Regions from separate parts of the Homo sapiens genome. Here region 2 is linked to region 1. Evidence: read pairs that join two places in POLR2A ChIA-PET (ENCODE). Cell type or tissue: OCI-LY7. All regions are shown on one strand. Each heading gives the region's core, and the rest is flanking DNA. Links, peaks and the distances in the headings are about the cores only. Region 1 overlaps MGAT4A (alpha-1,3-mannosyl-glycoprotein 4-beta-N-acetylglucosaminyltransferase A). Region 2 overlaps LINC02611 (long intergenic non-protein coding RNA 2611).

What was found. ChIA-PET counts read pairs that join two places held together with the same protein. Peaks named below come from ENCODE experiments on the same cell type or tissue, not always from the same donor. Only the 100,000 strongest peaks of a DNase experiment are listed, where the experiment ranks them.
Region 2: POLR2A ChIA-PET joins it to region 1 with 5 read pairs; 2 of 35 experiments call an interaction of 5 or more read pairs at or near these places.

Annotation. Positions count from the first base shown.
Region 1 is chr2:98,621,857-98,626,253 of GRCh38, forward strand. MGAT4A (alpha-1,3-mannosyl-glycoprotein 4-beta-N-acetylglucosaminyltransferase A) reads right to left here. Exons shown (of 16, transcript NM_012214.3): 15 at 3,867-3,979; 16 at 1-3,736. The coding sequence ends at 3,710. Among named protein-coding and RNA genes, the nearest start is that of UNC50, 15 kb to the left of the region's middle. In OCI-LY7, for the core only: no CTCF peak of the experiment used is centred there; a DNase peak (open chromatin) is centred at 1,975.
Region 2 is chr2:98,761,319-98,765,715 of GRCh38, forward strand. LINC02611 (long intergenic non-protein coding RNA 2611) reads right to left here. Exons shown (of 4, transcript NR_126337.1): 4 at 1-1,260. Among named protein-coding and RNA genes, the nearest start is that of LINC02611, 8.4 kb to the right of the region's middle. In OCI-LY7, for the core only: no CTCF peak of the experiment used is centred there; DNase peaks (open chromatin) are centred at 293, 2,103 and 3,374; H3K4me3 peaks cover 2,961 bases; H3K27ac peaks cover 3,672 bases.

The sequences.
Region 1 (4,397 bases), core at 267-4,266:
ATTATTGACTAGTGCAACCACTGATTTGAGAAGATACACACTTTGTTCAAGGGTATTCAACCATCTCCAATTGTTGAACAAATACACACATACGTATCTACAGCCTATGTGCTAAATAATCCTTTGTGTTAACTTTTTCCAAAGCTTTTCAATCACACTGTCTGTTCTGACTACACAGTATGGTACAGCGCGTGATGTGGAGAATGCATGAGACTAAGATAAAGAACTTAAGAAATCTTACATCTTAGAATCCTAGAAATGGGTCCTCAGCTTTCTCTTCTCACCCAAAATATTCATCATCATTTGCATTATGTTCTATTCCCATGTCTGCTTTTAACCTCATGAGAATGTATTAATTGTGGTTTCTAAGCTGTTCATAATTAGCACTCTGGACACAGTACTGTTCAACAGAGCTTTCTGCAGTGATGGAAAAGTTCTGCATCCGTGGTGTCAAGTGTGGTGGCCACTAGCTCCACATGGCCACTGAGTACTTGGAATGTCACTAGTGTGTGTGATGGCAGAACCGGGTAAAAAAATGTTTTTATTTAAACAGCCCCCATGTGTCTACTGGCTATATGTGTTTTTAAAACTAGTCCCAACCTTTGACACTTTTTCCATTTACTATTTTGGTAAAATGATTCGGCGCCCTCTCAAGGCAAAGTATTTACCTTCTTCCAGTTCCAGGGACTCTTCCCCTCCCTTAATCTTCTGCCCTCACACTGCTCTTAAGGGCGACCACTACAATTTCCTGCTTGGGGAAAGGATGGCTGCTTCTACTAGTTGAGTGCAGAACTGGGCAGAAAGGAGGGAGTAACTAACAGTGAGAGGCCCTGAGCACCCACCATAGGAGAGGACAGATGAGCAGTATGAGCTGCAGGCTCGCCTCAGGAACCTGAAATCTGGTCAGAGAGACAGCACACACCATACACACAAACAATCAAAAACTAGACAACCGATTGTGTATGCAAGAGTATGGCAACGACAGCAGGGAGAGGGAGTTAAGAGAGAGAAAGGGGGCTGGACATGGTGGCACACACCTATAATCCCAGCACTTTGGGAGGCTGAGGCAGGAGGATTGCTTGAGGCCAGAGATCGAGGCTGCAGTGAGCTATGAGAGCACCACTGCACTCCAGCCTGGGCAACAAAGCGAGACCCTGTCTCAAAAATAATACAAAATGATAAAAAGAGAAAGAGGAGGGCAGGCTGGAATAATTGGTCTCACATCCAGATGCTGACTGGCCACCTGCCACGTGCCTGGCACACACCCTAGGCACGGGTAGATTCATGGGGAGAGAAGCACAAAAAAGTCCTGGAATGATAGGAAAGATTTGGCTAAAAGGAGTCTTGGGAACAAGAATGAGTTTCTTGGGAACAACAGGTGGACCAATGCTGGGAGGGCAAACTGCATGAAAACAGGAAAAAGCTAGCCAGGCAGGCTGTCTTTAAAGAAGTTGTAACAAATCACACCAGGTGCTGCAATAACTTTCTCCTCCCTAGATTTTCAGAGCATGGTCTTTCTTCATGAAACCAGAGTTGGCAACTGAGGAACCAGGGACCCAAGAGTACTCCTAAGCCCACCTGCAGAGATTTTTACTTCTGGTACTCAGTTATCTTTGCAGTAATTTAGTATACCAAGCTGGTGCCAAAATTTTATGACAAAAGGTTATTCCTGTTTTTGAATGAAATTTGCTCATGGGCACTGGGCCAAGGAAATTTGAGAAGAAAAAAATTCAAGAAAGTGAAAAGTAAATTTAAAACATCCTAATAAAAAAATTTCAACTGGCCTTTAACTGACATAAAAATCATTTTTGGCAATGTGATTGACTTTTCAATCAAGAAAAGTAACTAAAAATTATAACAACATGGAGTGATGGAAATAATTGTACTGTATCAGTGTTTCCAAACGTTTGCACTTTGTAACACAGCACAGGAAATGATGCTATTTCATGCTGTTGGTTCAGCACATTGGGTAACTAGATGAAGCTCCTCCAGGCTAGAGGCAGCCAGCTGGAACCTTGCCCCAGCGCTAGGCCCCAGCCAGTGGTCACTCTGAAAGCTCAGCAGAATCCATCTCTGCCCGTCTGCAACCAACCTGCAACCCACTTGTGGCACCCCAGTGTGTCCAAGCAGACTGGCTGGGAACTGATGTTGATACTTCATCTTTTTTTTTTTTTGAGACGGAGTCTAGCTGTGTCGCCCAGGCTGGAGTGCAGTGGTGCGATCTCAGCTCACTGCCAGCTCTGCCTCCTGGGTTCACGCCATTCTCCTGCCTCAGCCTCCCAAGTAGCTGGGATTACAGGCACCTGCCACCACGCCTGGCTAATTTTTTGTATTTTTAGTAGAGACAGGGTTTCACCGTGTTAGCCAGGATGGTCTTGATCTCCTGACCTCGTGATCCGCCCGCCTCGGCCTCCCAAAGTGCTGGGATTACAGGCGTGAGCCACAGCGCCTGGTGATAATTCATCATTTTTTAAAAGTACTTTTATAAAGATCACTGATTGCTGAGACCGGTAATATTCTTTGTTTATAGTAGTAATATCATTTGGAATAGCGTGTTTAAGAGTAATAAATACAGTCTCTTGGACACGGGACTCACTTATCAGTTCATACTACAATAAAATCATTTTGGAAAATATACTACTAATAATATATTTCACCAAAAAACAATATTACAATTTTCTTTAAAATTATACCAATTATGACTCATACAATAGCAACACCTAGAAAACATTTTGTCTGACGTCATAAAATGAGTGCAGATATAAAAGAATCAACAGCAGATAATGCACCTAATTCATGGATTAAAGACAAAGATTAAAAAGGAAAGAAGAGTTTGTCATTTTACATATCAGAGGAAATATAATAAGTTAAGTCTACAATAATCTGGGTTGAATGCATCACACTTACACATTGAAAATTTATCAGACTGACTTTCTGTGGCTATACACCATACACAGTATAGTAAAGTAACCCTCAGGAAGGACATTAGTCTTTAAAATCTTGGCTTTAAGGAATGACAAATGTCTTTGAAAATATTTTGTTCAGTCACTGTGATTATAAAAGTACTTCAATTAAGAAATCCATCTATAATCAATCTTAAATGGCAGTGCATTTGAAAAATGGCATTGGTTTGTAATGTTTGCATTTCCAAAGAAAAATATAGAAAGAACTTAAAAAAGCAAGGAAACTGGTTTTCAAAAAAAGTATCGATTCAAAAATCTACTGCACAAAAATATGTACTTCTTAAGTGTTTCTAATAAATTAATTCCATAACATTTTTATGTATATTTATATATTTATATATATAATCCCTGATAATCTATAAAAGAGGGTCTATAATAGTAAAATAAGTGAACCTCAAAAGTACCCCCTTCATAAAATGTATGTAACATTAGTTTTTCTCAAATTTAAAGAATGTAACAATATGTACAACTCTTATGTATTAGTATAATACCAAAATAGTACAAGTCATATTAACAGGCTGTCATAATTGAAAAATGTTTGAGTCAAGTTAAAATCTGAGGACAGCTTAGTTTCAAACAAATACAATTATTATGGGAGATTCACTTTCCAAGTGGAAATGACAATCGTCTTATCTACAGTAGACTTCACAAGAGGTAGTGTTCAAGTAGAAATAAAAAAAAGATACATGCTTAACTATCTTTAATTAACAAATTCACAGGAAAAAATGTGTTGGTTTCTCAGATGATCAGTTGGTGGCTTTTTTAATATGAATCTGAAATACAAAATCATAAAAGGTATGATAAAGCTGTTAATTCTCAATTCCAAAAAGGCCTTAAATACAAAATAAAAACATAATAAAAATGTAGTTTCTAAGTTGTTTCACTGATTTGATATATGCTTACCTCATTAAGAATGGCCCAAACAGCAGAATTCTGAATAACTGAAAGTCGAAAGGCTGAAATGGGATTGAGACTTGGATCCACCATTCCTTCTGCAACACCATTCTCAAATTTTCCTTCAAAATAAAAATCAATACTTGTTGGATACACCGAGATAAGCAAACATAAAATATCACTGAGTTAAGGCAGGAAAGGAATACACCAAAATATTTCTAGTAGATGTCTTTTGACAGGGCACAGGTAATTTCTTTCCCCCTTCTTTCTACTTTCATTCAGCTTTTATATTTTTCATGAAGAAGTGCATATTTAAAAACTTCACAATTTACTTAATTAGGCAGAGCTATAATTTTTCTCACTACAAATTAAAAAACAAAAATATATTTGTTCTTATATCAACCATGTTTTAAACTATAGGTTTTTTGTAAATTGTGATTTACCTAAATCTTACCAAAATATAATCTGTACCATCACGCAGTCTGATTGCTTTGAATGTTAAGTCAATAACAAATTTTGATTTGTTAATTAAATACGCAC
Region 2 (4,397 bases), core at 189-4,188, 140 kb after region 1:
ATACATTCAAAACCATTGTTCCATTTCCATCCAGATTTCTCCTGAGTAAGGGCTTTTTTTTTTCAGTCATGTGTCACTTGAAATCTTATGATTACAGTTTGTAAATAGCAAGTCAGAAGTTGGAAACTCAGCCAAGATTCTGAAACTGCCTTGCCTAAAGCAGAGGCATCAGAGAATGCACCTATTCATAAACCCGTCCCAGGCGCTTGTGAAAAGATACACTGACATTTAGGCAGGAAATGCACACAAGGTAATTCATTCCTATTGAAGCTCACTGAGCATCAATCTGGTTGCGATATGAATTATTCATGTCCCCCCCCACCCCGCCGCCGCTGCCACGCCAGCCTCATGTTCAAGGCTGATGTCAGTGCAGGACCCATAGCTCCTCTCTCTAGGCCCTTTCCCGGGCAGCTGTGCACAGATCAACACCCCGTCCTAGAGCCAGCTCTCATTCTCTCTGTGGTGAGGGCTCACCTACACGGACCCAGAGGCTGCGATCGACACCTGATGGGCCACTACAATTCAATTTTCTTGTCCATCTGCTAGAAGACAGATGAATTCATCCAACAGCCAGCCCAGGACTCCAGAGGAAACAACTTGAGATAATTTATGAATTGATTTATGCCACTTCTCTTTCCACAAAGAATGTATGGTGGCTGCATAATATGCCTTTTGTTGAACTTACCAAATCGTTCTCTCATTTCATGTTGTGGACGTCCTAGTAGGGAGTGATAAATGCATATGCTATAAGGCCCAAACAGTTATGCTGATGGGGAGCAAGGAGCAAGCGACAGGGAGTGGTGGAGACTGTGTCCAACGGAAGAGCACCTGACCCACCTGCAGGGGCAGCCGCTGCCCATCCAAGCTGGTCGTTGCCTGTGATGATGCTCTTGGTGTTGCAAATCCTCTGATTTGTTACAAAAGGTCAGATTCCCAGATTTTAATTTGGAGATCTCCTAATTTTTGAAGTGTGGGGCTGAATAAACCTGCCTATTGGTCCAATTCAGCCAGCCAGTTGATAGTCCCTGATCTTGTTTGTTTGCTTGTATAAATGGCAGGCTTTCATGCCAAGGATTCTAACTTCATGTTCTTTTTTATTCCCTCTACCCTTCATCCCTCCTTCCACAGTACATAGCATTTATACCAATTATGATTTTCAGAATTAGACACCAATTTACCATCCTCATAGTTGCTCCGGATGCATCTTTTTTGTTATTTCCTTTTGTGTCCTCCTCCTTTTTTCTCGAAGTTCTCCAGACTCTGAGAGAGGAGGGGAAGCGAGAACAGGAGTCGATAATGGCCCTTTTCCAGCCACACACCCTCATCTGTAAGAAAATGTGGCTGAGTCTCCCTCTCCACGCTTTATCTTCTGTGTTGCCGAAGCATTGCCAGAATGTCAGGGCTCAGGAGAAAAGAGGGGAAGGATGCCAGATGAGGGTCTGGAAGGTCTCTCCTTTGTTGTAAGGCAGCAGTGGAGCAGTTAAAGGCATGAGGGACCTGCCTCCATACATCCTCTGCCAGGCGTGACTGAACTCCCACCCGCCTCCCCATGTGCCTCCCAACGGTGGGACACTTTCTTTTCTGGGGCTTGCCACTGCCTCCTAATGATCTCCCCCATTCAACTAGATACTTTGTCTTTGATGACAAGCCCTGGGGTCCCAAAGAAACCTGGGCTATATGCACAAGTAACCAGAATCCGCGAGTCAAATTCAGTTTCAGTAATTGGCTATTTGAGTCTAAGGGGTAGTTTGTTTAGTTCTTTGTTTTTTCTTTTTCGTTTCCTATAGTATTGATAAAGACACAGATTAGGCCAGGTGTGGCAACTCACACCAGTAATCCCAGGGCTTTGGGAGGCTGAGGCAGGAGGATCGCTTGAGCCCCAGAGTTTGAGGTCAGCCTGGGCAACTAACAAGAGACCCAGCTCTACAAAAACTTTAAAAATTAGCCAGGTGGTGTGGTGAGTACATATGGCCCCAGCCACATGAGAGGCTGAGGCCAGAGGATCATCTGAGGCCAGAAGTTCAAGGCTGCAGTGAGCCCGGATGGCACCACTGCACTCCAACCTGGGCAGCAGAGTGAGACGCTAGTCTCAAAAAAAAAAAAAAAAAAAAAAAAAGATGCAAATTGACCTATGTGACAGGAAGCAGGTCCAGACGACTGTTTTTCAATTGACAAATAGAAATTATATATATTTATGATGTACTACGTGTTTTATATATGTTTACATTGTGAAATGACTAAATCACACTAATTAACATATGCAATCTACTCTCAGCACATTTCAAGCATACAATACATTGTTATTAACTATAGACACCGTGCTGTATAATAGACCTCTTGAACTTCTGCCTAACTGAAAATTGGTATTCTCTGGCCATTAAAGGCATTCCCCATCACCTCTGCCCTGACTCCCTGTTAACCACCATTCCACTTTGCTGTTATGAGTTTGAGGTTTTTAGGTTTCTCTTATGAATGAAATAATGTGGTATTTCCCTTTCTGTGCCTAGCTTATTTCACTTAGCAAAATGTCCACAGCTTCATCCACGTTGTTGTAAATAACAGGATTCCCTTGTTTTCTAAGGCTGAATAGCATTTCATTGCATTTATATACCACATTTTAAAAATCCATTTATCCATTGATACACACATAGGTTGATTTTATATCTTGGCTATTGTGCATAATGCTGCAGTGAACATGTAAGTGCAGATAACTCTTTGCCATGCTGATTTCTTTTCAGAAATCAATCAAAAAGAAAATTTTGAAACAGGATCTTATTCTGTTATCCAGGCTGGAGTGCGGTGGCATGCTTAGGGCTCACTGCAGCCTCGACCTCCCAAGTTCAGGCAATCCTCCTGCCTCAGCCTTCTGAGTAGCTGAGACCACAGGTGTGCACCACCAAACTCAGCTAATTTTTAAATTGTTAGTAGAAATGAGGTCTCCCTATGTTGCTCACCATGTTGGTCAGGCTGGTCTCAAATTCTTGACCTCAGGTGATCCACCTGCCTGAGCAACATAGGGAGACCCCTGGACTTGAACCCCTGAACTCAAATGATCCTCCTACCTCAGTTTCCCAAAGTGCTAGGATGACAGGTCTGAGCCAGCACCCCCAATCGATATACTGATTTCATTTCCTTTGGATGTGTATGGTAGTTCAATTTTTAATTTTTTGAGGAAGCTCCATACTGTTTTCCATGATAGTTATACTAATTTCCATTCCTACCAACTGTGTAGCAATGTCCCTTCTCTCCACATTTCCTTATTGGTGCTCAGAAGTCAAAATTTGAGGAACTACAGTATTAGTATAAAAAATGTTAAAGCACTTTTATGGGAATTGAAAGAAGACAGCTGCAATTTCAGGAAACTGATTAAGAAACACTTGGTCATGCAACATTTGCTCCACATTTTCAAGAATGTGTTAATCAGTTCTCCGCTTTTTAAAGAATGTGATGGGCCAGGTGTGGTGGCTCATGCCTGTAATCCCAGCAGTTCGGGAGGCCGAGGCAGGTGGATCACCTGAGGTCAAGAATTTGAGACCGGCCTGACCAACATGGTGAAACCTGGTCTCTACCAAAAATACAAAATTAGCCGGGCATGGTGGCGCATGCCTATAATCCCAGCTACTCGGGAGGCTGAGGCAGGAGACTTGCTTGAGTCTGGGAAGCGGAGGTTGCAGTGAGCCAAGATTGCGCCACTGCACTCCAGCCTGGGCAACAACAGCAAAACTCCATCTCAAAAAAAAAAAATGGGATGGGATGGGTGCAGTGGCTCATGCCTGTAATTCCAAAACTTTGAGAGGCCAAGGCAGGCAGATCCCTTGAGCTCAGGAGGTTGAGACCAGCCTGGGCAACATGGTGAAACTCTGTCTCTACAAAAAATACAAAAATTAGCCAGGCAAGATGGTACACACCTGTGGTCCCAGCTACTTGGGGGGCTGAAGCAGGAGGATTGCTTGAGCCCAGGGGGTTGAGGCTGCAGTGAGCCAAGTTGGCACCACTATACTATAGTCTGCATATCAAAGTGAAATCCTGTCTCAAAAAAAAAAAGAATGTGACAAATATAATGTAGCCTTTTATTGATGACTCGGGTCAATTACTTATGATCGGAAATTCTATTTCAGCCTGTAATCCCAGCACTTTGGGAGGCCAAAGCAGGCGGATCACTTGAGGTCAGGAATTCGAGACCAGCCCTGCCAACATGGTGAAACCCCGTCACCACTAAGAATACAAAAATTAGCTGGGCATGGTGGTGCACGCCTGTAATCCCAGCCACTCAAGAGACCGAGGCAGGAGAATCGCTTGAATGCGGGAGGTCGAGCCTGCAGTGAGCCAAGATTGCACCACTGCACTCCAGCCTGGGTGACAGAGTGAAGCACCATCTCAAAAAAAAAAAAAAAAAA